Linked DNA regions of Homo sapiens: regions 2, 3, 4, 5 and 6 are each linked to region 1. A link is a contact called in ENCODE Hi-C or POLR2A ChIA-PET data. All regions are on one chromosome and are shown on one strand. The core of a region is the stretch at or near the end of the contact, and the rest is flanking DNA. Distances in the headings are between cores, read along the strand shown. Region 1 holds the start of HSPA4 (heat shock protein family A (Hsp70) member 4). Region 2 holds the start of TXNDC15 (thioredoxin domain containing 15). Region 3 holds the start of JADE2 (jade family PHD finger 2). Region 4 holds the start of RAPGEF6 (Rap guanine nucleotide exchange factor 6). Region 5 holds the start of SKP1 (S-phase kinase associated protein 1). Region 6 holds the start of TCF7 (transcription factor 7).

Evidence for each region. Hi-C counts contacts between places; a loop is a spot of excess contacts on that map. ChIA-PET counts read pairs that join two places held with the same protein, here RNA polymerase II (POLR2A). Pooled maps may share reads with other maps.
Region 2: a pooled map shows a loop between it and region 1 (12-fold over the local background). The contact joins the promoter of TXNDC15 here to the promoter of HSPA4 in region 1. A Hi-C loop is called at or near these places in 7 of 50 pooled maps. POLR2A ChIA-PET finds 5 or more read pairs at or near these places in 2 of 52 experiments (CD8-positive, alpha-beta memory T cell and activated CD4-positive, alpha-beta T cell).
Region 3: a map of CD8-positive, alpha-beta T cell shows a loop between it and region 1 (11-fold over the local background). The contact joins the promoter of JADE2 here to the promoter of HSPA4 in region 1. A Hi-C loop is called at or near these places in 2 of 168 maps with a recorded cell type or tissue (CD8-positive, alpha-beta T cell and naive thymus-derived CD4-positive, alpha-beta T cell) and 11 of 50 pooled maps. POLR2A ChIA-PET finds 5 or more read pairs at or near these places in 2 of 52 experiments (CD4-positive, alpha-beta T cell and naive thymus-derived CD8-positive, alpha-beta T cell).
Region 4: a loop to region 1 is called in a map of CD8-positive, alpha-beta T cell, with 5 times the contacts of the local background. The contact joins the promoter of RAPGEF6 here to the promoter of HSPA4 in region 1. A Hi-C loop is called at or near these places in 2 of 168 maps with a recorded cell type or tissue (CD8-positive, alpha-beta T cell and naive thymus-derived CD4-positive, alpha-beta T cell), 2 of 37 single-sample maps with no recorded cell type and 14 of 50 pooled maps. POLR2A ChIA-PET finds 5 or more read pairs at or near these places in 1 of 52 experiments (CD4-positive, alpha-beta T cell).
Region 5: a pooled map shows a loop between it and region 1 (19-fold over the local background). The contact joins the promoter of SKP1 here to the promoter of HSPA4 in region 1. A Hi-C loop is called at or near these places in 10 of 50 pooled maps. POLR2A ChIA-PET finds 5 or more read pairs at or near these places in 2 of 52 experiments (MCF 10A and activated B cell).
Region 6: a pooled map shows a loop between it and region 1 (6-fold over the local background). The contact joins the promoter of TCF7 here to the promoter of HSPA4 in region 1. A Hi-C loop is called at or near these places in 6 of 50 pooled maps. POLR2A ChIA-PET finds 5 or more read pairs at or near these places in 2 of 52 experiments (BJ and H1).

What each region holds. Positions count from the first base shown.
Region 1 is chr5:133,050,140-133,053,478 of GRCh38, reverse strand. It overlaps HSPA4 (heat shock protein family A (Hsp70) member 4), which reads right to left and starts at 1,466. Exons shown (of 19, transcript NM_002154.4): 1 at 1,122-1,466. The coding sequence starts at 1,228. RefSeq lists enhancers at 1-252, 1,491-1,670, 1,861-1,910, 1,981-2,030, 1,217-2,179.
Region 2 is chr5:134,872,749-134,876,087 of GRCh38, reverse strand. TXNDC15 (thioredoxin domain containing 15) reads right to left here and starts at 1,717. Exons shown (of 5, transcript NM_024715.4): 1 at 1,558-1,717. The coding sequence starts at 1,660. It overlaps LOC124901071 (a long non-coding RNA gene), which reads left to right and starts at 690. Exons shown (of 2, transcript XR_007058943.1): 1 at 690-844; 2 at 956-1,257. RefSeq lists enhancers at 1,082-1,151, 1,045-1,750, 1,682-1,971, 1,992-2,041 and a silencer at 1,332-1,441.
Region 3 is chr5:134,523,886-134,527,224 of GRCh38, reverse strand. It overlaps JADE2 (jade family PHD finger 2), which reads right to left and starts at 1,555. Exons shown (of 12, transcript NM_001388185.1): 1 at 1,214-1,555. It overlaps LOC124901070 (a long non-coding RNA gene), which reads left to right and starts at 1,623. Exons shown (of 3, transcript XR_007058942.1): 1 at 1,623-1,759; 2 at 2,142-2,319; 3 at 3,181-3,339. RefSeq lists silencers at 1-1,085, 1,096-1,355, 1,386-1,465, 1,596-1,815, 1,836-1,885 and 1 more.
Region 4 is chr5:131,633,561-131,636,899 of GRCh38, reverse strand. RAPGEF6 (Rap guanine nucleotide exchange factor 6) reads left to right here and starts at 1,671. Exons shown (of 28, transcript NM_016340.6): 1 at 1,671-1,938. The coding sequence starts at 1,870. RefSeq lists enhancers at 1,102-1,301, 1,312-1,561, 570-1,769, 1,862-1,951, 1,899-2,481.
Region 5 is chr5:134,175,129-134,178,467 of GRCh38, reverse strand. SKP1 (S-phase kinase associated protein 1) reads left to right here and starts at 1,518. Exons shown (of 6, transcript NM_170679.3): 1 at 1,518-1,613. RefSeq lists enhancers at 100-614, 1,518-1,767, 1,858-2,137 and a silencer at 1,288-1,367.
Region 6 is chr5:134,112,923-134,116,261 of GRCh38, reverse strand. TCF7 (transcription factor 7) reads right to left here and starts at 1,581. Exons shown (of 10, transcript NM_003202.5): 1 at 1,107-1,581; 2 at 875-941; 3 at 229-353. The coding sequence starts at 1,355. It also overlaps a transcript of VDAC1 not described here. RefSeq lists a silencer at 1,505-1,624 and an enhancer at 1,715-1,944.

The DNA.
Region 1 (3,339 bases), core at 217-2,716:
TACTCAGGAGGCTGAGGTGGGAGAATCACCTGAGCCAGGAGCCAGGGAGGTCGAGGCTGCAGTGAACCAAGATCGCACCACTGCACTCCAGCCTGGGCAGCCAGAGTGAGACCCTGTCTGTCTCAAAAAAGAAAAAAAAAAAAAAAAAAAGAAGAGAGACCCTGAATGGCAAATAATACAGAACTTCTTACAAGATTTTGTCTAAGAACACGACAACGGATTAAAATGTATCTACAAGTATTCAAAAGGCAGACACTGTAACCAGTGAAAGACCTGAGTGACCCACCATTTTTTAGAACTGTGTCTATGCTGGTCCCAAAACTTACTATGGGTTCTAGAAGTCAAGGCGGGCCCTTGAGCCACTAACAATTGTGGCCAACACACTGGTTAGAATGCATTATCGTTAAAGTGCAACCCTATTGAGGGGTTAACGCGCACAAAACAGAGAGTGACCCAATATAGCACAATATCCCGAAATAATGTGGAAAACAAAAGCGATTGCAAAGTTATCATAAGAGCACCGATTTTATTAAATTCCTATCCGTGCCAACCCAATCTCAAGACCCCGAGTCCATCCGGAACCCGTGCCTGAGGCTGCTCCAGCTCGCTCTCTTCCGGGCGCTGCCCCGCCCCCACTCACGTGGGACGCTGACCGCTCCACGGTCTCGCGGCTGGCAAGCCCCAGAACCCGTTCGATTCAACTATTATTAAGCGCCTGCTGTGTGCAAAGTTCTGAGCTTTCTGTTGGACTCAAAAGACTCAGTACGACCTGGGCCTGGTCTCTGCCCTCAAGAAAAGGACCGCGATCCGTTTACATCCTAGGCCTGCAGTCCTTCCAGTTCCTACCCGTGCCCTCCGCTGGTCCGAGTACCGGCCAGAAGCCTTTCTTCGGCCGACGGGCCACCGGGGAAAAGGCCCTCGCGCTTAGCACACACCCACGCTCATAGTGGGCCGCGGCCCCTAGTGTCCTAATACCTACTGGGGGTCCCTGACCTACCGGGACCTCGGCTCGGAACGGAGGCGACTCCTCGGCCCGCGTTCCCCAAGCAGCGAGGGTCCCAGACTGGAACAAGCATTATCTCCTAACCCCAGTGCACGCGGCAGGCCCGGCCCACACTTACGGCGTGCAGCGGTCGCTATACTCATTAGCGATAGTCTCGATGCCGCCGGCGCGGGCCACAGCGACGTAGCAGCTCTGGAAGCCCAGGTCTATGCCCACCACCGACATGGCGCCGGCTACTGCTCGGGCTCGGGCCCGGGTCCGGCCACCGAGACAGGACACGGACCCCCGGCGGGGCTAGCGAGTGGAAAGCAGGCCTCTTGGGCCGAGGCTACTGAGGGGCTTGCGGTGTCCACGCGAGCGCCTAAGTCCTTCCAGTGGGTACTGCAACCGAGAGCGCTGCTCAGGCCGGCTCCGGCTCAGTGGCCGCAGAGGAGGCGCCGGTAGCGGGGGCGGAGAAGATCTCGAAAGATCTCGTTGCGACGAGAGCGGAGCCGCAGCACCAGAGCTACGAAAGAACGGGATGTTCTCGCGATATCCCGGCTCAGGCGCTTTTCCCCTTGAGGCCCCGCCCCCAGTACGTCTGAATACGTCACGTCCTGGCTCGAGAACCTGGGAAAGGACTGGGTGGCTGAAAGATGGCTGGAAAGCGCATTTAGCCAACCGAGCCTGCGCATGGAACCTGCGGCGCTGCACAGCTGCATAGAGATGTGGAGCACCTCCCTTTACCGTAGAAAGTAGGCGAGCCAGCTCGAGGCACTATACTGAGGAAGCGCTGCGGCCTACTTCCGCCGTTTTTCTTAACATCAAAGAAACTTCCGGTAGTGGGGTGTCTTGCATTCCACCGTGTCGGTGCCCCAGAATGAGACGCAAGCTGATCTGCAGATCCCGCAGGGTGCCTTCTGCTCTTTTCGGGGCAGGTTGGCCGGTAGGGGAGAAGGCCGCCATTGGAACGCGGCCTTTATGTCGGGTTCTCTCAAGAGTCTAAGATCGCACCCTCACCAGCGGAGGGAAGGAGCCCACTCCCAGCCACACCGCTTTGTTTTCTTTCGCTTAGCCTTGTTGCGCCGTTCTCTAAGCCACTCATGTCCTTAGATCAGATTGAGGGGCCCGCAGGATTTAAGCCTTTAATCCACAGCACATTCCAAGCACCTACCCGGTGGTAGGCCCTAACAAGGAACACAGGCAAGTGACACGCTGCCTGGCCTGAAAGGTCCGCTCAGACCTTTACATGAAGTTAATAAATGTTAAGCTTCAGGGCCCCTCGCTTGTATGGCCTCCTGGGAGAATAGATAGTTGCTGAGTTGTGGAGAGGGGAAGCCAGCTTGAGATTAGGAAGCAAATCTATGTAAGCATTTCTAATAAATTACCCAGAGAGATCTAAGGAGAATCTGAATCTCCAAGTCTCTAGTAATGTGTTGTGATTTGTCGTTTTAATTATTTGTTTTGTGTATTTGTAGGGCCCCCCAATGGTATATAAGTTTCACCTCTGCAAAACCTGGATCATCCCCATCATGAGGGTGGCTAAACAAGTAAAGGTGACCCCAGTACAGAATGGCGAGTGCTATATGCACAGAATGGTGGAGACTAGGACAACTTCCCAGAAAAGGAAAAGGCTGTGTTCAAGTTTGGAAAACTAGCAATAGAGACCATAGTTTAAGGACTAAAAAGAAATTCTCCGTTGCTGGAGGGTACATCATGAGTTGAAGGTCTCAAGGCTAGAGTACCTGCCCTTCAGCCATTTTAAAAGTGAATGAGCAAAGAAGAAATTACATTGCCCTGGTATGCCCTTCCCTTTAAATACCTGCATTTCCTGCCACCTCCGGAGGTACTTCACTCTATAGGAGCAACCCCAAACCCGGGTTGATTACCATTAAAACTTGCAAATGGCCACACTGTTCTCACATTTTGCCTAACTAAAACCTGTTAATTCTTCAAAGACAAGTACCAGGTGCTACCTGTAAAAGGGTACTGGGAATAAAAAGAGTAGAGGCAGCCAGGAACAGCCTTTGGAAAAACGAGAGCAGGGACATATTTGTACATTGTATACCCATGTTCATAGTAGTTTATTCACGGTAGCTAAAAGGAGGAAACAATCCACATGTCCATTGACAGATGAATGAGTTTTCTAAATTTAGTGTATACGCGTAACAGTACATTATACAGCTTTGAAAAGACAAAGGAATGAAAGTCTGATAAATGCTACAGCATGAATGAACCTTGAAAATACGCTAAGTGGAAAGCCAAACAAATCAAAATTAATTTTTTTTAATTTTTAATTTTATATTCAAAATTTAATATGATTCCACTTGTATCAGGCACCTACAATAAACTACATA
Region 2 (3,339 bases), core at 468-2,967, 1.8 Mb before region 1:
GGCTCCTCAACTTCTGGCTGTATGACCTTGTCAAAGGACTTATTGGCTCTGAGTCTTAAGTTACTTCTATAAAATGAGCATGATAACATCTACTGCATATGCATTTAAAAATTACTAAGGCCAGGCACGGTGGCTCAAGCCTGTAATCCCAGCACTCTGGGAGGCCGAGGTGGGTGGATCACCTGAGGTCAGGAGTTCCAGACCAGCGTGGCCAACATGGTGGACCATCATCTCTACTAAAAATACAAAAATTAGCCCAGTGTGGTGGCAGGCACCTGTAATCCCAGCTACTCAGGAGGCTGAGGCACGAGAATCGCTTGAACCCGGGAGTCAGAGGTTGCAGTGAGCCAAGATCGCGCCACTGCACTCCAGCCTGGGCAACAGAGCGAGACTCCATCTCAAAAAAAAATAAAAATAAAAATTACATAAACCGGGAGCAGTGGCTCACATCTGTAATCCCAGCACTTTGGGAAACAGGTGGGAGGATCACTTAAGCCCAGGAGTTCAAGGCTGCAGGGAGCCATGATGGGCCACTGCACTCCCGCCTGGGCAACAGAGCAAGCCCTCATCCCTTAAAAAAACAAAAACAAAACAGTAAAGATTCCAAAAGATGATGCTCGTAAAGCACTGAGCACAGCATCTGGTACACAGTGAGCGCTTTCATTCATGGTAATTGTGTTACTATGACTCACCCTTCTCCACAACTCTCTGCTGTCCTGCCTCCATCCAGGACACCCCAGGGAAAAGAAAGACCTGCCTATTCCTGTTAAGGTCTAAATGACAAGCGAGACCGAGGGTCTGGACTTTAACAGGACTATGAGGAGTGGGGTGAAGGAGCATGAAAGTAAGGCCTCCACTCTCCACCCTCGCCATGCCTCTAGAGTGGCTGCCTTCCCTACCGGCAAGTTGGGGGTTACCGGGAGTCTCCCGTGTTTCTCGTCTGTTTTTCATGCAGGGAGCTGAGCAAGACTGGCCTCCTTAAGACAGTGGTCCAGCAGCGTGGACTCCAGACTGGGCTTTGGCGTCAGAGAGACAGGCTTCTGCCACGTATCAGAAGCGCAAACTTAGGCGGGGCCTGAGCATCTTCATCTGTGAAATGGAGACACTAAACGGAACCGATCTGACAGGGTTTGTGGGAGCATTAAATGGGATAATGATGTAAATAAAGCACGATGCACAGTTCCTGGCTCCTAATACGGCCACAACAATGTCGGTATTTGATATAATGTTATTAATAATAAATTGCTTATCACCAGAGGGTATGCCTCAGCAGCGCTTACCGCACTGTCCCTCCTGGCTACCAGCCACGGGCTGAGGGCGGCCTGAACGCGGCCCAACCACCCCCGGGCTCCCGTCCACCGGCCCTCAGCCCACCGGCCCCCTTTCGCGGGCCACCAGCGGGCGGTGCGCGGGGAGAGAAGTCGGGGAGACGCGCCCGGGGAGACGCCAAGAAGGGGCGAGTCGCGCACCGCCGGCCTTCGCGCAGGTCCAGAGCGTCGCCCGGGTGGACCTCAGCTCGCCCCATCATCTCATGCACCGCCCCCGGCCCACACTCACCCTCCACGCCGCGGACGGGAAGTCCCAGCACCCACAGCAATACTTGCCACCAGCCGAGGAGCCGCATGACGCGGGGCGGTCGTCGACCGGCAGCCGGGACCATTGCCCAGGCCGAGAGGCAATCGGCGCACGGCTACGCGAGTCGTGCTGCCAGCCGGAGGAAGGCTGGGGGAGGAGAGCCTGGGAGCGCGGGCGCGGCCCCGCGCCGCCATCTTAACACCTGGCAGCTGTGGCGGGCGCCATCTTGGAGTCGGGCGGACGGCCTCTAGCCGCTGGCCGTCGGCGCTGGACTGGAGACCTCTTTAGGAGCTAAGCGCCAGACGTTGCAGGTCGTTTTGAACTCTGCTGACCCCAGAGTGCAGAGCATGGCTCTGGCAGAGGCCCATGGCCTCCTTTCTTCCCTCGGAAGTCAGAGCTTGGCTACTTGAAGCACTGCGCCCGCCTAAGGAGGGTTTTCCACGCTTCATTCCCAGAGCCAGAAAGGCCCAGGAGCCTTCCTGTTCTAGTGTCCCATCGAGGTGCAGAAACTTTGGAGGCTGCAAATCTTCTAATCGCTTGCCTAACCTGTGCTCCCCTACCTAGGGTTGCCACATAGAATACCTGATACCCAGTTATATTTGAATTTCACATAATGAATATTTTTTACTATAACCCTTATAGTATAAGGGATATACCTTAAAACTGAGCATCCTGTAACTTCGTGACATCTGGCAACCCTAACCCTACCTATCCACTCAGGGCAGGAGAGGTTGGTTTTAACTGATTTACCTTGCAGGGCAATCTCTTTTTAATCATGGTTGGGGCCGTGAGCATCATTGGCTCTGGCTCATGGTGGAGGTGGAGCCACCTCGAGCATAAAGTAGATAGGAAAGGGCTTAGAATGAAGAAAGCATAGATGGGGAGATGAGGAACAGGGCTCTGCATTCCCAAGCAAACGCACAGAGCGGGAGTCTTAAGAGAAAATTCTTGGAATAGAGAGGATGACACCACTAATTGGGGTATTTTGCCGGGGGGCCTGCTAAAATGGAATAAGGCAAGCTTTAAGCAGCCACCAGTCAGTGCTAAATCAGTGCAGAGTGCAGCTTTTCAAACTTATGAGGTTGAAAAAATAGAAACTGATTTAAAATACATCAGTCTATTGGTTAACATAGCAATGGTAAGGGGAACCTGTGCTTTTTGGCCGCTTGGTGAATCCCAACTTCAGCACATGTGATAGTTCACAGTCAGCAGGTTATGTAACTTAAAGTTAAGTTTCTTCAGCTGTAAAGTGGAAATGACGTTATATAGAGTCTTATAGATGAAATGAGATGTAAAGTGATGAGCACAGTGTCCTGGGGCACAGGAAGCATTTCAAAGTGGTAGGCATTATTAATTGAATAATACAATTCTGATGGTGTGGCCATAGTCCCCTTATCTCTATGCCCATCAAAAAGACACTGTTAGGCCAGAAAGATGCATCATTAATCTGTCCCTGTGGATGATTCTTTTATTCTAAATACGTTGGTATGGTTTTGCTGTTGTAGATCCTCAAGTGCCATCTTGTGGGTCCAGAAGAATATGAAACAATGGACATGGATAAAAGAGCCCACAGTTCTAGAGCTTATTACTAGTCATCATTTCGCTAAGTACCTCCCTCACCCCTAACAGTGGAACAACAAACCTTTCCTTTTTAAACTATCTTTCTCATACCCCCATACATGATTTGAAGGTGCATGAAAAGCCAACAGGACAGAGCACCAAAAGGATTTATGACTAATGAAAAGGAAGCTGATCTGGATACTC
Region 3 (3,339 bases), core at 306-2,805, 1.5 Mb before region 1:
AGAAGGGAGGGAGAGGGAGGAAGGAGGTGAGGCCGGGAAGATGCCACTGCCGGGGGCGGGGCGGGGCCGGGGATCCGGCAAAGGGACTGCAGCAGCGCTAGGTGGGGGCGGGGGCTGCAATGTCACTCATTTGAGAGTCAGGTGTGTGCGTCCCAAACGGGGTCCGCCACAAGCCGGCATCTTCCTGGTACCACCCATGGTGCAGGGCCCTAGGCAGAGGGCTGGGGACTGCGGATCCGTCCCTGAAGCGGGACGCGAACCGGCAGAGTTGGGAGAAGGTAAACAAGGGCCACGCCCCCTGCCGTCGCCCCGCGGGCGCGCACCCGCCGCTCCGGCCGCCGCCGGTACATTTCCACTCTCCCAGCGCCTCTCCCCAGCTGGACTACCGCGCGGCCCCGGAGGTGGAGGCTGCCCCCGACCCCAGTCCTCACCCCTGGCGCCGAGGCTCCGCACCCTCCACACTCACCTGGAAAGGGTGTCCCCCGCCCCTCCAAAAAAACTGTCTAATTTGTGCAGAGCCTCCAACCCCAGGAGCCGAGCATGCTGCCCCCGCGTGCAGCGCCCGCGTGCACCGGGCCGGGAGAGGGGGCGACAGGGCGGAGGCGGTGGCCCCCGGAAGGTGTCTGGGACCGGACCGGCTGCACGTGAGCCCAGCGCGAGGTCATGTGCACCGGCTCAGCCCGGTTCGGCGCCCGGACGTGCTGCGTATCAACAAAATGAAACTCGGGGAGACAGGAGGGCAGATAGCTCCAGGTTCTCGGAGCCCCCGCCCGGGCCGCTCGACCTCCCCACCGTACCCATCTCCCGCCGCAGCCCCTACGCCCGGCCGGAGCCCGCGGGGAAGTTGCAGCCCTGGCGCGCCCCCGCCCGCCCGCGCCCCCTCGCCGGCCCGGGGGCGCTTTGCCGCAGTCATTAATAAAGAAGGTCGCCAAGCTCACCCTTCCAAAAGTTGTTGTTGCATGCGCCCCTCTCAGCCTCCCCGCACTGTACTCTTTAAAACACGACTGACCAACATGCGCAATCTCTCTCCCCTGTGCTGTGCATCCCCCCCCTCTCCGCGCTGGCTTCCTAGAACAGGCAGCCAGCAGGAGAGAGAGGGAGCGAGCGAGCAAGAGAGAGCGAGGGAGCGAAGAGCGCTGGCAGATCTGTTGCAAAAACGCCAAATAACGTCGTGGAGATGCGCAGGGCCCATCCGCCGGGGGCTGGATCTTACCTTGCTCCGCGGTGCCCCCCTGACGGGCGCTGCCCTCGGCTACGCGCCGCTGCAGGGACCGGCGCGGGAAGGATGCTCCCGAAGCCGGGAGCTCCTGGGGCCGGCGCGGGAGGGCGGGGGGCGCGCATCCATCCGGGGTCGCGGCGAGGGAGGCGGCCGGGCCCGCGGCGTCCCAGGCCCCACGCCCCCCGCCGGGGACGGTCGGCCCGCAGGACCTAAGCCGGTGCCGCTAGGAGTGGGCGCAAAGTAACTCCATGGACGCTACTCACCCCCCCCAAAAAATAGCCTCCAACTGCGATGGCCGCGGTCGGCACCATTCACCAACCCCCTGTGTATGTTTCTGTTTCTTTTTAAACCAAGACTTCCTTGTGATCTCTTTAGAAAAAAAAAATGTGTTGGGGTGGGGGTGGGGTGGGGGCGGGCAGGAGGAGCGAGGGAGGGGGAGTAGCCACTTTTTTCTTATTCACTCGGATCTCCGCTCCCGACACCCCCGTCGCCGCCCCCCCAACCCCCCGCCCAGTTGTTTGGCTCCGGCGGGGAGTCCAGGTAGCGTTGCGGGCCCCGTGGGGGAAGGGTGCCCTCCCTCGCAGCCCCACCACCACGCCTGCTGGCACCCTGGGCCCGGACTCCCCATGGACTCTGGGGCGCCCCTAGCCCGCCCTGTCCCCAGGGCCGGGCCCGAGCGGCGGCTGCGCCCGTGCAAGTCCCATCAGGTCTGCTCACACTTCACACACTCACACACATACCCCGCCCCTCCACTCTTTCACTCACACTTTCTGCTCACACCCCGCCCCCTACGCGCCCCAGACCCGGGCGGCGCCCCCCGCAACCTTAAAAAAAAAAAAAAGCGAGCTTATACTTAAAAAAATCTTTTGGCGCCATATTAATGACGTACTTAAAATTTGCCATTTCTCCCTGCGTCAAAAAGACGTTTCTTTGCAAATAACAGCCTGGAGGCGACACTCGCGGAGGGAACGAGGTTTGCACTGAGCACCCCGCCCCCCGGGGCTCCAGCGCTGGAAGACCCTCGCCCTAGGCCCTGCTTCTGAATCGCTGGTTTTAAAATGCGAATCGAATAAATTGCGTGGCGTTTTGCAGCACCAGAAGTGAGCAGAAAGTGCTGGCAGGAGGGGAGTGGAGGGGCGAACGCGAGTCTTGGGGAGGGGGCGCGGCCCTCCTCCCCGCACCCACTCCAAATGGAAAACTAACATTCCGGGCGGGGGAACTTGAAATTGTAGGCGACCTCAAGAAAAGAGGGGCGGTCCGTAGAGAGGGTCCCCATTGGGCTCGTCGCCCCCTCCCCCCTCCCGGGTGCCTCCTGGCGCCTAGCGCTGCCCCGCATTTCCGGGGGGTGGAGAAGGCAGTGATGAGCGGGTGGGTGGGTGGTTGCACATCCTGGCCCCAGCAGGATTTTGCCCCGGGGCGACCCCTTCCTCCTTGCTCTTCCTTCCCATTACCCCGAAAGGGTTAAAAACCGAGGGGTAACTTCCAAAGGCTGGCACATGGCGAGGAAGCGGGGCGCCCCTCTCCCCACCCTTCGCCTCCTCGCCCCTCCTCCTCCGGCTCCACTTCCCGACTTGACCTTGTGGTGCACAAACAGTACGCTCGGATCCTCGCAGTTTCTGGAAGAAGAGCCTGCGCTCGCCAGGCGGGCGGGCTGTCGGGCTGCTAGCCGGCGGTGGCGGGGCCTTGGGTCTGTTCCCGGAGCCGCGGGCCACACCCACCCAACCCGCTGCGCCCGCCGAGCTCACCTTCTCTCGAGGAAGGAGAAGGACTGGCCTCCTGGTTGGGGAGGAATCGGGGGTCAAGCTCCAACCTCCTCGGAATGCCTCTAGCTGGGGAGGGGGTGGGTCTGGCCTCGGGAGGAGGTTGTGGGGAGCCTGGCCCAACATCCCCAAAGCATCGTGGCCAACTTTTTCTTCCCCCTCATGGTCGGCTGCCCCTCAGATTATCCAATAATTTTTCAGCTCACCTTTGGCTTTGAAGGCACGTGGGTGAGTTGTGAATGGACACCGGAGTCGCCTTCCCTCTCCAAGACTGAAGATTGTTTATTCTTCCTTTCCCCTCCACCCCCTTCCATGGGAAGATAAATATTCAATTTACATAAGATGACATTTATGTGACAA
Region 4 (3,339 bases), core at 422-2,921, 1.4 Mb after region 1:
ACATACTAAGTGCTTCATGTGAATTTTCTCGCGTAATCTTAAGAAAATTCTGAAGCAATAGGTCCTTTACTATATTCCCATTTAACATAAGGAAAATGAAGTTCAGAGATGTTAAATAACTTCAAGTCACTTAACTAGAAGAGGTCTAATATTAGAGACACAAATTCTAGGTCTGTTTGCCCCTAAAGTTCAAGTTCATGGTGATCATGCTTTATAGTTCTTTCTCCCTCTTTCAAAATATTGATGTGACTCTGAAAATTGATCCTTGAAGAATGGAAGGGTTAACTTTTGTTTGTGATCCTGGGCAGATCTTTGAGAGGTTATATTTGTACAAAAAATGAGGAAAACGGATCGTCTGCAACATCCTGTGATTTTTTCCACAATTACTTTATTTCTACAATGGCTATGCCACACTTCGCTGGTAAAGTTTTTGATCTATACCTGAAAAAGAGAAATGCTAATAGTATGTTGTAAACTCCCAGTTTGGGCAAGCCCCAGGACCAACAGAAAACAGTCCTTAAGTCATTGCCGGTCCCAGAAACGGTGTTGTAGCCTGAACTCTCATTGTTTTCAAATATAATTTTAACTCTTATTACGTCATTAAAATTACTGTGAAGCAGTCATTAATTGGAAAGCATGTCATAATCATAAATCACCTTGTTATTTAGTGAACTATGCTAACTGCTGTGAGAAATACCAAGGTGTACCTAGATGTAGTTACAGCCATCAAGGAGCTTAAAATTCAGTGGAAAGGTGGTGTCGCCAAAGTTAGTTACCTATGAACTTATGAGAAAGGGTAAGGAGTATCCTAGAACGATGGATTCTGGAATTGTCAGTGAGCTTATTGTTGAAACGGCCTCAGCAGCTCTCTGGCTGCTCCTAAGGGTGGTCTGTTTTTCTTACCAAGGGAGCAGTGAAACAAAACTGGCTTTATTCGGTCTGTTGGGAAGCAGACTAGAATGTAAAAAGTATTGCAAAAGTTGCCACTCGAGTCCCAACCCTAAACGCAGTTGCCTGAGGGAGGGCTGCCCCGGGCATTTAGTTACAAGAACGCAGTCTAAATCTAGTTTTTTGACTCAAAGGTAATCGTGAGCTGGCCGCGGCACCGGCTGCCTATCCTGGCCGTGAATGTTTGCTTTCTCTGCCCTGGTCTCAGGACGTCCGTTTCGAATAGATCAAGCACTTCTCTGTCGGCAGCTTTCACAAGAGATCTCGTTTTATTTAAAGAGATATGAGGTGTGCGTGGAATTCCTTCTTTGCCGAATGGCGGCTTCTACTTCCGCATATTCAAAGTCGGCAGTAGAAGTTGCAGAGGAGAGCGCAAAGCCGGACTTGGCCACACCCTGGGCTTCCGGATTTGGGCACAACAGTTCTCTCCAGTCAGAACGCCTCCCCACGGTTCTGCCCCAAAATGCTATTTTTGCTCAGGTCCTCAGCGCGTTTCCGGTGTCTCCAACGGATGGAGAAGACGGAACCACAACGCCAAGGCAGACCCCGTGACTGATTTAGGTGAGGTCTCGCGAGGTGTCTTTAAATCTCACGACGACAGCAGGAAACGACTTACTCGCACCGCCCCAATTTTAACGTCACAGTGGAGTTACTCCCTTGGGCGTTTCTTAGCGTGCGCGTGCGTGCTGCGCATGCGCACTTACTCTCCCCCGCCCCCGCGCAGACTTGTCTCCGGCCAGTCGCGCGTGGGTAGAGGCCTTAGGCGGGCGTTGCGAAGGGTTGTTTGCTAGAGTTCGGACCTTGTTACGGCGCGAAGTTCCCTCCTTGGGGCGGGGGAAAGGTACCGCACCCGCTACCTAGTGTGAATGAACTGTGGCGTGGGCTGCTAAGGGCAGGCTGCGGAGTACCCGGGCCGTGGCCATGAACTCACCCGTGGACCCTGGCGCTAGGCAGGCGTTGAGGAAGAAGCCACCCGAGCGGACTCCCGAGGTGAGGCTGGTTGACCTTTATGTGCGTCTCACAGTCCAGTAGACAGCATCCTCCTGTCTGTCCGAAATCCGCGGCGACTGCCCTCTTGCCAGAGTCTCGCACCTGCTACTGGGAATCTGTTCGCTTGAGTCTCTTCCCTGACCCAGGCCCTTGTCGCCAGCAGGGTGCCGACCGCCCTTCCTGCCTGTGATGCGGTCTTAACCCGCGTACCCGTCCTTGCCGGGGGCTTCTGAGTGTCGTTAAGAAAGCACCATTACTAAGTCGTATTTTCTGAGTTGGGTAATATGAGTTTCGCAGTTAGATGCCCATTCGTTTAAGTAGACTATGAAAAACGAGATGGAAATTGTAAGGGAAGTATCTCAGCCATGTAATTTAGAAATAGTTTTTCTTTAAAGGTCTCTGAAATATTGTACAGTTGCCTAAAAAAAAGATAAAGTTTTCAAAGTTAGTTTAAAAGTTTACATCCAGTCAAATGGTGAATTCTGTAGTAGATGATGCATGTTTAAAGAACACCACTGTAGGTACTTTTTCAGACTGTCACTGGGAAATTTTACAGTATTTTGTACTTGGATCCAAAATTTGCTGTGTCGAGTTAACAGTTATGGCATCAGCTTAAAAGATTTTTCATTCGACCTTCATGAAGGCTAGTTTTCAGGCATATAACTAAAACCTGTTAGCTTTGCTTATCCCGGTAGAATGCTAAGGTTTTGGGGAAGGTTTTCCTTGATTTGGAGGTTTCTATAACAAGTGGGACATATTTTCTAAACAAAACACTAAACAGTGTGAGTGGATTATTGGATTGTTTTGTTTAAAGTTGCAGTAAATGAAATGAAATGCTTTGGTTAATTCTTCACTTTGGAGTTTTTCAGATATGTAGTGTTTTGCATACTGAGTCTCAGTAACGTTGGGCTGACCTTTTGGGTCGTGACAATTATTCAGGTCACAACGGAAGCCATGATAGGTCAAATTATGTTATTGAAGATCCTGATGTTTGCATAGGAACAACACAAATTCTACCACTTTCCAGAGTTCTCTTTTTGAGATATACATTTATAATTCGATGAGTGTTTGTTTCCTTATGATGATTCTTGAAGTCAATGTGAGCTGATTTATGAATTTCAGTAGGCGAATTATCTTACAGCCTTTATAGCATTGGAAAGTATTATACAAGGCTTACGATGTGTATTGCAGGTTTCAATTTAATTTAATTTAATGTTATTTTATTTTTTATTTGAAACAGTCTCACTCTGTCACCCAGGCTGGAGTGCAATGGCGCGATATTGGCTCACTACAACCTTTACCTCCCGGGTTCAAGCGATTTTTCTGCCTCAGCCTCCGGAGTAGCTGGGATTACAGGCAGGCGCCACCACGCCCGGCTAATTTTTTGTATTTTTAGTAGAG
Region 5 (3,339 bases), core at 269-2,768, 1.1 Mb before region 1:
TAAAGGGGGTTCTCAGACATATTTGGAAAAATATATCCCTACTTTTATGCCAGACCCTGTGCTGGGTCCCCGGGCTGTGTGACCTGACACTGCACAGTCCTGCTTAGAATGCTTAAAGAGAGTTAATAAGGTACCACCTTCTATGCCATAGGCGGGGAGCAAAGGGGCTCCAGTGGGCCCTGCCTAGGAGGCCTGAAGCTAGAGCTGCTGAGGGCAGGGCTGTGCTGCAAAGAAAATGTCTGAGAGCTGCAGGCGTTTCATCTTCTGTCATCAGCTGTGGCACCTGGCAGACACTGGATAGGCTTGTAGACAAAGACCTGGTAACTCAAGGAGCTGCTTGGCCTTCCTGCCCAGTCCCATCCCAGAGGCACTGTACATCTCTGGTTTCTTCAGGGGGCCCTGTGTGGAAGTATCTTTTGTCTTCCTGGTGTCAGGGATATCATCACGTGCCTGTTGGCTAGGCGAGCCCGGCGCCCAGTCTCCTAGGATGGGGAGAGTAATGTTCCCGAGCAGAACAGGGTGGGGCTTTCAGACTACTCCCTTTCCTTTACAGCTGGCTTCATTCCATCGACCTCATCAAAGCCTTCCTGGGAGCACCCTAGAGAAGAGTTACGTCCAGGCCGGGCCCTGGCTGCCTGGTTCACGGCGGAATCCCCAGCACCACGCCTCGCACGTCGGGCTCAAAGCATGTTTAGTGAAGGAGTAGGTACCTACTGCTAGATGGAGCCATCTCTCTAGACTTGGGGTTTCCCTATAACGATGGCTATGTTTGGCATGGAAGCCTCTTTAGAAGTCAATAGTAGGAAATAAGGGCTAACAGCACCTAATTGTGGAGTAAGGTTCAAATCCTAGCTCTGCCACTTAACCGTTCCGAACCTGTTCCCTCACTGCAGAGGCGAAAAGGCTAACACTATTTCACCTCGGAGGGTTACCGTGGAGAATGGAAGCTGGACAAGCTGTATCAGTTCAGTAGTAAAACACACACACACAAGCGCCCCACCCCCACCCCACCCCACCCCAGGAATGAACACACACACCCGCGCGCGCACATACACCTCAGGAATGAACACACGCGCGTACACACACACGCAGCCCCCCCCAGGAGTGAACACACACACACACGCCCCGTTCTGTTGTTCCCAGGAACACACACAGAGACGCACACACTCGCCCGGTTTTGTTTTTTCCAGGCTTTTTAACTGGGGTCTTTCACTCGGCTTAGGGCACCGCTGCCTGAAAGACCTTTCTAGGCCAGTCGGGGTCCGGCACCCAGTTGACGAGACAGCGCGGCGCTTTCAGAGCTGGGGAGAGGCGAAAACTCTTCCGGCCCCCCGATCCCCCGGCCAGCCGCCCCCGGCAGCTCCTTGCCGCCTCCCGGCCTGGGCCCGCCCAGCCGTTCTCGGCCTGCCGTCAGGCGATCTCGGCGGCCAGCCCAGCCGCGATGTGACGCCGCGCGCCCCGGGGTCCTCGGCGCCTGCGCCCTCTCCTATAAAGCAGACGCCGCGCCGCGCTGCGACGCTGTAGTGGCTTCGTCTTCGGTTTTTCTCTTCCTTCGCTAACGCCTCCCGGCTCTCGTCAGCCTCCCGCCGGCCGTCTCCTTAACACCGAACACCGTGAGTAGCCGCCCACTGAACTGGAAAGGGTCGTGGCTACCGGATTGCGTGCCGGCTGGCCTCACCGCTGCGGTTTGGGCCTGCCCGCGGCGGGCGGTGACTGGGCCTGGCCTTCTTTCGGGCCCGGTGGATCGCGTTGTCGACCCTGTTCTTCGGGAGACCCTACCAGGTTCCGTTCACCTGCCCCGCCCCCGACTCAGCGAGGCCTCCTCTGGCCGGGCGTCCTCACGGCGCTCCATAAGTGAGCCGAACCCCGGGCTGGGCCTTCTCTGCACCGGCCGAGCGTCAGCCGGCGCGGAGCTCGGCTGCAAGGCCCAGGCTGCGGCCGGGGGCCTCTCTTGGTCTTAAGCCTGCTGTCCCGGGGACCAGGGCGGGGGTGGCGGCGGGGTTGTGAATGGGGGTCCCTTGGCTGTCGTGAGCGTGGGCGTGTGTCGGTGTCTGGCTTTTGTTGTGGTCGGGAGGGAGAGCTGCGGTGGTGGTCTGAGGCCGCCCGGTTCTTGGCTCCCATCCTTTCTCCACCGTGTCTGGCGTCACTAGCTACCGGTCGGTCCTGGCTAACCGTGTGCGGGCGCCGGCTTTCTGCACATAGCCGCCTGCTCCATCTGAATATTTCTTAGCGTTGTTTTGCCATGACTTGGAGTCGTTGAGCAGATACCATCGTCAGAGTGGTGTGACTTGTAGGAGCCTTAACTGTGTATAACTTAACTCTAGGTATCTGGCTTTTAAAGAAATAGGACGTCTACCTGCTTTGATTCACTTTTAATGGAAACTTCACGTTTGGGTTTTAGGGACATGCATTTTTCCTTTAGAGCGTGACAGTAGAATGTATCCGTTTCATAGAACAATACCGTCTCCTCCACTGTGCAGTCTAAAAAGCAGTGTCAGAATTTCGGGTCACTTAAAGCGCAGGGGTTTTTTTTTCTATATGATGTGATAGAACCCGCTTTATGCTGGCCATGGAGAATTATTTACAAGTGCAGGAGCCTTTAGGCCTCTTTCTTTAGAATGGAATTGTTTTGAAAGCATTTCAAATAAATATTTCATCCATTATTACTTAAAAATTTTGCACTTTATTCTACTGTAACACTAAAACTTATCTTTGAGTTTAGTATTACCAAGTGCATCGAATTACAGATTAACCGATTGACCAGCTGCTATTTAGTAAGGTCTCAACTCCCTTAAGAGTAACCCAATCCACAAACTTGACTATGACTAAGCACTTATCTTGAGTTATTTGAAAGAAATATGAAACGGTCGTCTTGCTTTTAGAGTAATTTTAATCAACTGCATTGTTAGATTTGTGATTCTGCACTGTTCATTTCAGTACTATCTAATATAAAAATTACATGTTTAAATGTTTTATAATTAAAAATTGGGCTCAGGTTAAAATATTTTCTTTTGGAGATACCTTTTGTTGTGGTCTTGTCACAGGAAGGGTCCTCTACTCTGCATCCTTCTCCATTAAGCAGGGACAACTGCATTATTGGCAAGCGCTAAGCAACATGGAGAAGCAGACATGTTTGTGAATCGCAAAGTGAAATCTGATTCTCTCCAACTATGGATGAGTGAGAGTAGGATATTTCAGTGGCTGGTTTTAAAACATGCTTTACTTTTTTGCTTCCTTTGCCTAACAACCTGTTTGCTTTGGGGTTGGCGACAATTGTCTCAGAGAAGCTGAATGAATATTTTAACCGATGTAATGGGTCATAAGTCTTTGAACATAAAA
Region 6 (3,339 bases), core at 332-2,831, 1.1 Mb before region 1:
AAGACAAAAGCCAAGAGGCAGAGGGCAGGGGGGTGCCCCAGGGCGGCCCCTCCTTCCTTCAGCAAAGTTCTCCTTTTGGTTCAGATCCCACCGGGTGTGTATGGGAGAAAAGACCAGCACAGGAGTCTCGTCTATTTTGTTCCAGGCAGAAGTCTCTTGCCGGTGCCTCACCTACCTGGTCAAGGAGGCTGCAAGCACAGGGCGGCACTGGCTGCGGGGTCCACTTACCAGCGGGGGCTGCGGCTGGGGGTGCTGCCCTGCTCCCGAGGGGGGTGGGTAATGCATGAGCAGATTGAAGGCGGAGTAGACGGTCTCTTTGTACATGCCGCTGGTGCACTCCGGGGCCTTCAGGCCTGGAAAAACCACAGCTGGGTCAGACACACCAGCCCTGGCAGCGGCTGGGACTGAAGGCTGTCTGCTCTTGAGAGAAAAAGAATTGCCAAGGGGTCCCCTGCAAGTTCCTGACTTGGGAAGGAACGGGCTGGGAGTATCGGCAGTGCCAAGTTTTAGGGGAAGGACCTGGAGGGCAGGCCTCCCCGAGGTGGCCCCTACTTGACCTCCCACCCCCCGCCCTCCAACCAAGAAACCTTGGCCAATTCTGTCTCCTGAAGGCGGCGGATTAGTCAGTCACCTGGGCAGGAGGGGAGGCGGGGATGGCGGGGGTCTGTTTACTCCTATAAAGGTCAGGGCACCGGAAGTGACTCGACCCGGCGGCGCCCGGGAAGCCCGCCCCCCACTCTCCACCCCTGGGTTCTGCCGCCTCCTGAGCTGCGGTGGGGGAGGCACCCGGCTCCCCGCGGTCCTTGGCGTCCCCGTCCCACCGAGGCCAGGGCCTGAGCGCGACGAAGGGAAGCCGGGCCGGGCAGAAACTCACCGTCCTCCAGGGGCTCTGGAAGTTTGTCCGGGAAGAGTCTCTGCGCAGCGTGTTCCCGCCCGAGAGCCTGGAGGGAGAACCGGAGGGGAGTGAGGGGCGGTGGGACCGCGGGGGTCGGGGCCGACGCCGGGGCAGGGACGCTCTGCGCGCTGGAGACCCCGAGGGCCGCGCGCAACTGGGGCGGCGCGGCGCGGCGACCGCGGGGGAGGAGCCGGCGCCGGCGGGGGCTCACCTCGGCCTCGCCGCGGGCCCCGGCGCCGGCCCCCGGGACCCCCGGGATCCCTGCGCCGCCGGCCGCGCCCTCGGACTCGTTCACGAGCGACGACTTGAGCTCGGCCAGGTCGCGCTCGGGACCGGCGGCGCTGTCGCGGCTCTTGTCGTCCTGCTCCTCGCCTTCATCCTGGAAGGCCAGCAGCTCGTCCGGCGCGCCGAGGTCGTCGCCGCCGCCCGCGCCGCCCCCGCCGGAGTCCAGCTGCGGCATGGTGCGCTCCGCCCGCCGGGGCGCGGGGCGCTGGGCGCCGGGAGTGCGGGGCGCGGAGCCGGCCCGGGGGGCGGCGAGCCCGGAGTCCGAACCTCCGAGCTCGGATCGCGGCGGGCGGAGCGCGGGCTGACTCCGCCTGGGCGGGCTGCAGGCGCGGGCTAGGGCGCGGGGCAGAGCGGCTCCGCGAGCTGGCGGGTCGGAACATCAAAGGCGCCGCCGGCCGAGTGCCGGGGGCGGGGCGGGCACTGGGGGCGGGCCGGGCCGGGGGCGGGACACAGGTCCGCCCCGCCTCTCCTCTCCCGGGAGAGGCCGGGACGCGCCCACTCGGCATAGCCTTAAAGGGCTCGCTCTTCCGGAGCGCACCCTGAGAGAGACGTCGGACAAGCCTGGGAATGATCACCCTTCTCCCGAAACGCAGAGACTCTAACGGGAACTCCTGACCCCGCTTACTCACCTACAACCAGATATTCCCCCTGCTTTCTGCGCCCAGGTTTCTCCTCCGGCTGTGGAGGGCGGGGGTCCCCTAGGCCCTTGGGACTTGGGCGTGGCTTACCATCGCAGCCGTGGTGTGAACTGTATCGTGCCCAGGCTCCAATGCGCCCTGTGCTTTGAACTGGGGGCTTCCTAGGGCTTGAGGCTGCTTGAGGCTGTGCTCGTACCCCAGGGAACCGGCAGCGTTGGAACTCCGCGGCGCTGTTGCGGCTCTTGCCCCATCCTCCATCCCTGTGCCAATCAGGGACTTCCTTCTAGGCCGCCTGCATACAGTGCGAACATAAGTATACCCCCCTTCGCACATTTATTGAGCTCCTGTTGCGTGCAGAGCTTATACATCACACATCTGTGACGGGCCCCTCAGTCAGGCGACGGCTCCGAGCCGCGAACACAGCCAAGAGCACCGGACCTCAGCCGATCCTCCAAGTCCCAGCCCCTATGACTCTCCCAACTCGGTTCCGTGACTAGAACCTGCAGCCCGGAGACTCGGAACTTTGGGCAGCCACGTGGGCGCGGGATTCCGACATGGGTCGCTCGTCCACAGCAACTCAACCCTAGAAGTCGCATTTAGGGAGCCCATGACTCTGAAGTTGACCCTGGCCTGACTAACCCTCTAACCCTCGCTCGATCCAGGCTGAAACATCTAGATTTGCGGAGCGCGGGAAAGTGCCTGGATTCCAGCGCATCTGTATGGCACCCGGGTCTGCGTCCACGCGGGCCTCCACGGCGCGCTTGGCCTGGCTCAGCCCCTGCATCTACAAAAGACGCCGGTCCTTTGGATCGCGATGCAGTCAACAGCAGCTCCCCTAGCAGGTTTCTGTGCTGGGTTCACTGTAGACGCTCACGCCTCTTCTGAGAGCAGTTGGGATAGAGGGTATTTGGGGGAGGGCCGGGTATTGGACGCCTCTCCCTCTGAGGGCCCCACAGGACCCCTGGCAGCGGTGCAAAGCCGGGCCGGAAGACAGCCGTGCCTCCCTCCGGGTCCAGGCCCAGCGTGGCTGGCTGTGGATCAAAGAGCTAGGCCATGCTTCCCTGTGTTCAGATCCTATCTGTGCCCGCCCAGCCGGGTGTCTCGGACACCAGCCCCCACACCCCCCTCCCCCGCCACCTCCGGGCTAGGGTGCCCACTTTTCCTCCTTTCCCCAGGCTGGGGCTGGGGGGTGGCATGGGCACGAGTGCTCAGCTTGGTGATGGAGATGAGGGGGACCCTGCCCATTAGGTCTCCCCAGCCTCTTCCCAGGGTGGGCTTGCCGCTTAGTCTCGCCTCATCTGCTCCGGATTGGCGGGGAAGGGGGGGCTCGGCCCTGCCCGGAGGGGAGAGGTACAGGGACGGGAGTTCAGAGCCTCCGCCACCTCAACTCCTGAGGTTATAGGTAGGGTCTGGCATAGGGTGAGCCTCCTCTGGGACAGCTGAAAGGGAATCCGGATCTGCCCAACCCAATGGCTTTAGGGGTCCTCATGTGTTTGTAGGGAACCCTGGTTCAGCAGGAAC